Linked DNA regions of Mus musculus: region 1 is linked to region 2. The links are chromatin loops, found by intact Hi-C in ENCODE. Cell type or tissue: left cerebral cortex. All regions are shown on one strand.

What was found. Peaks named below come from ENCODE experiments on the same cell type or tissue, not always from the same donor. Only the 100,000 strongest peaks of a DNase experiment are listed, where the experiment ranks them.
Region 1: it touches region 2 in a loop (2.8-fold over the local background); 2 of 42 quality-filtered maps call a loop at or near these places.

What each region holds. Positions count from the first base shown.
Region 1 is chr13:82,315,216-82,317,715 of GRCm38, forward strand. No RefSeq gene overlaps it. Among named protein-coding and RNA genes, the nearest start is that of Gm24295, 270 kb to the left of the region's middle. In left cerebral cortex, no CTCF peak of the experiment used is centred here; DNase peaks (open chromatin) are centred at 1,122, 1,781 and 2,146; H3K27ac peaks cover 1,737 bases.
Region 2 is chr13:81,821,724-81,824,223 of GRCm38, forward strand. No RefSeq gene overlaps it. Among named protein-coding and RNA genes, the nearest start is that of Gm32836, 4.2 kb to the right of the region's middle. In left cerebral cortex, a CTCF peak has its summit at 1,213 (motif pointing right); no DNase peak of the experiment used is centred here; H3K27ac peaks cover 700 bases.

The DNA of each region.
Region 1 (2,500 bases), 490 kb after region 2:
CTTATTAATATAAATTTTAATCTTTATGAAAAAATAAACACCATTCTGATCAGTACAACACCACTGAAGGAGAATTAAGGGCATAGATTTACTGTTCAACTGTTTATTGAAAATCTTTTCATCTATTTAACAGTTTAATAGCTGAATTAAAACATATACATTGTCTTTAAAACCATGAATCCAATTCATCTTATTGTCCAGAAGGTAAAACAGCTTTCTGATTCTCATATAGCAGAAATGTCATTAAATTCTCTTACTTTCAGGAATTTATATTTTACCCAGACATTATTGCAATATTTTGTTGTCCTCCAATCTTCTTTCCCTTTCCAATTTAGATTTCCTCTCACACTAGAAATCATAGAATTAAATGTAAGTTTCAGGTACACTTGCTTGAATAGGTCAGACTGGAACATATTAGTGATGAAATTAGCATTTGTGTATACTTTCTAATTAAAATGGAAATATTCCAGTGAAATAAAACACGCATAAATATTCTTTTCTGTTTTCTGCTTTGGTTGAGACTAAATCTTTCTATCTGATGAGTTAGAAGTGGATCTAAAATAGCTTTACATTCTCTGAAGCAGCATTTTAAATATAAAAGTACAATGCAGATGATTAAATTCATTTGGCTATATTTTCCACGGTTTTAAAATATGAGATACACAACAGATACACACACTTCTATTTTAGTACATATATTCATGCGTTTGTGTGTCTGTACTGAAATAGATGTGTGTGTGTTTAAGATGGACCATGTATCAACCTAAGCCAAGCCATATAAAATACAGTAGAAATAAGAGGTGAAGGAATTGAACATTCATATAACTAAATTTAATTTGGGTGGGATAATTACTGGTACATAGGATTCAACTGTTTTGACTGAGATAGGTTTTCTATCTTCCTTTATACCTTATACCTAAATTTAGTACTTTGAGATTGTAAAATAATTCTGAAATGATGGGGCAGGGGTTAGGTACTTTGAAGCAAGGATTTACAAAATAAAACATTACATTTCAGATTTAATTGCTCATAAAATTTCAATACAGCAATTGTTCAATGCCTGGCAGACTTGGTGACTCTTGTGCAGTACTCATGCAGGCATATAACTCTGCCCTGGGAGAGGATGGGAACAGAATGTATTCAAGCAATTGTTTTCTTTCATTTTTGTTGGCCTTGTGTTCTTGCATGCCTCTCTTATTTATCATACTATGCATGTTTTGGCCTTCTTTATGCAGTTCATGCTGTCCTTTGTCTAAATATCCTTCCTGAAGAAATGCTGAAATGTTTATATCCCTGCATTCTTCTGGAGCGCAGGACCTCAGAGATGCTCTTCACCTATACTCTAAGCATCACACTATCTTTATTTTCATAGCCCTTTGCTTTTTAATAGCATTGACATTTAAAAAAACACATTGTCTTGTTTGTTTGTTTTTACATGTTTTCCAGTAGTCTAAAATTCATGACAATGAAGACCTGTTTTGTGTCTCTGTTTATTCCTAGGGCAGAGATATGCCGGTACTAAGTGTACAAATGACTTTTAAGGAGTGACTGATTTTCTTTAACCCTCCCAGGACACCTGTCACGTGTGGAGACATAGGCCTTTGATGTCCAGGATCTCAGCTGAGATAGCTAATTCTTTTTTTCCTGAAACTTCTTTTTCTCCAAAGAAGTTGAATTTGAAGAATTCTGTAACTTTGGATTCAGTTTTTACTATCAAATTAAAGCTAAAAATGCTGCCAGGAAGGAGGGAAAGCCAGATTGGAGGGGGAGGAGGCGAGAGGTAGAAGAAGGGAAAGCCGAGAGTTGGGGGAGGAGATGGCGGAAAGATCCAGGAAACCTGAGGAGAAGCAACAAAAACCAATTAAAGTTAATGAACTACAGCTAAGCTTTTTATTTTAGATTTTTTTCCCCCTCACAGTGTACCAGCCTCAACTTGGAATTATTTTTCTTGGAGAGAAACTGAACTAGATTATTTCCTAACTACCCCCATGATCAAAAAAACTATCACTTTAGTCAACAGAGGCCTGAGGGTCTGTTTTGTGCATCCTCCTAGGGGATCTGTCATTTGGCCTTTAGCCTTGGTCCTCCCACCCACTGAAATCTGGCAAGCTTCCAGGATGTCACAAATTCTGTTCTCCTATATCTTCACATAAGCTGAGAGTCAGCCCTACTGAATAGTTATCTGGAGGCAGGAGGCGGAGGTCCAATTGTAGTATCTAATATTAGAAATAGAGACGCCTCCAATGGTTTTTGGCAGACTGAGCCTAGAAAGAGAGACTCTGGCTCTCCCACTCAAATGTCTTAAATAGTTTATATATCTGCTTGATTAACTTGGCTAGAGACATGGTTACAGTTAATATATTAGGTATAAAAGTTTAAAGAAAGATTCTTATCTCAATTATACCCATTTTCTAGAATAACGTACCCTGTCAAACCAGCTCTGATAAATGTTAATGATAATAAAACATTATTGTATAGTTACTTCATTTCTGTTGCCTGC
Region 2 (2,500 bases):
GGCCTAGCAAACACAGAAGTGGATGCTCACAGTCAACTATTGGATGGATCACAGGGCCCCCAATGGAGGAGCTAGAGAAAGTATCCAAGGAACTAAAGAGATCTGCAACCCTATCAGAGGAGCAACATCATGAACTAACCAGTACCCCGGAGCTCTTGACTCTAGCTGCATATGTATCAAAAGATGACCTAGTCGGCCATCAATGGAAAGAGAGGCCCATTGGTCAGGCAAACTTTATATGCTCCAGTACAGAGGAACGCCAGGGCCAAAAAATGGGAATGGGTGGGTAGGGGAGTGGGAGGGGTGTGGGGGACTTTTGGGATAGCATTGGAAATGTAATTGAGGAAAATACGTAATAAAAAAAAAGAAATTATTAGATCTGTTTTATCAAGGGCAGTAAAGTAGAAAGCCTGTAGTACTTCAGTGTGAGGAGTTCAGTGATAAGAGCATCTTATAAACAATTCAAATGTAAGTTAACTTACACTCACAAAATGCACGAAGATGTATTGACCAATGGCAGGCCATATATATGACAGTGCTCTCATAAGATTACAGTTGCTCTGAAAGGATACAGCACAATGCATTCTTCACAGGTGACAACAGGTGTAAAAATAAAACCTCCTGCACTAGCAGTGTACACAAGTACATTGCAAACCATTATGTGCTCCCAGCATATCCTTGCTAAGTTACTGTGTGCCCTGCTGTCCTTTTTTTTAATTGTTCTAGAGTGTTCTCCTACTTGCTAACATTTTCCCTGGGAAATTGATGTATTATACACTCAACAGCTCCGTACAGCTATTCTTCCTTTGTTTATTGAATGCATGCATAGGTTTTTTCTGTTCCTGACTGAAGTTTATATTGTTCTCTCATCATCATTCCAGAAGCAAGAGGCTATGCCATGAACATTCCAGATCAGCCTGGTTTGCAGTTTGTTGCAGCAGCTAGGGTTGTATGAGTAACACACACAGTGAGAGCACTCACCAAATGATGCATGTCTCAGAACATCGTCTGATCATAAGCAAAGGGCCACTTGTTTAACTTACATCAGTTTGAATTTTGCTGATTTTATTCCTTTTTGCTTTTCCTTGCTGCAAGCACTTTTAAAATTTCATGTTTTCCACCCTCTTTATTTTACTTAGCTTTTAATGAAATTTCTACACAATGTTTGTAGAAACTATCTGGCAGATAACTATGAAGGGTTAAGTCATAAACCTTTATTACCACAAGGGGGTGTGATTTATAAGGCAATGACAGGAAAGAGACAGTTTTCTTTTTGTTTTTGTTTTTGTTTTTTTGTTTTTGGATGGGGTCTCATTATGTATCCCAAGTTGCTTCTGAGAATTCCCTATGTAGGACAAGCTGGGACTCATGGAGACCTGCTTGCCTTTAAGTGTAGGGATTAAAGGTGTAAGGTGTAGATGCCACACCTGCTGACATTTTATAAATATATCTATTTAAAGCTTCATTAAATGCCGATTTTACTTGAATGTATTTAATAAAATATTGTTTTTTAAAAAAAGAAAAGGATACTAAAGACAGAAACAATCTCATAAAACAAACAGGAGATTTTCTGAAGGACCTTTTTATTTCCAGGTGGTCCTCAGGAGTTGTGGCAAGGTTTGGGAGAAGGCACTGGAAGCTGCCTTAAAGGTTATCTTCAGGAATTTCTCACTTCCATGACATCGGTACACTTACCTGTCCAGCCTTTCTATTTCATCTCAAGTCATGAGCTCTTGCTTAGAAGAAATACATCTTCTTGATTAACTACTTAAATATAGACAAATGAATTCATTTTTAGATGTAGCCTACTAGGGGAAATGTCATGCATATAAAGATGTGCTACATTAAGTAAAAGGAGGGGCAGGGGATTGACTGTGACCTCAAGATAGCCCGCAAAATGAGGTGAGGAGAGCAGTGCCTTTGAGTGACATTCCACCAGAGACACAGCCTTTCCTGAGGCTCCTGCTGTACCGTGCGTTTCCAGTTCCACCTGAAGAGTACCCAATAGGGTCTGTGCTGCAGCTGACAGCGGGTCCACCACACAGCTCACAGTTACATTAACAGAGTCCTTAACTTGCTTCACTAGTGTCACTTGGTCCTTCCAAACTCTTAATTTCTGAAAATTATTGCCCAGGAAGTTAGAAGTTGTCAGTAATTTTATTATTCATTTCAGAAAGTTTCCAAAAGTCAAGTTACATAAATATTATATTCCACCACATTTTCTTCAACAGTTAAGTCCCGGGCTGGGCTTGAAGTCATGATCCTATTGCTACTACCACCAAGTTCTTGAATTATAGGCTTATGCCACCATGCCTGGCACAGATTATGCCAATTAAGGCAACATCAAATAGCTGTTTACTATTTAAAAATTGGTTTCAAATTCTTTTCTACTAGACCCCACCTACTTATTAGCCTCAACCAGACTCCCAATATGTAAATACTTTGCATTTCTTCTCCTCTTCTGAGACAGCAATTCTAGTCAAGGTGGTGGCTGCTTCTA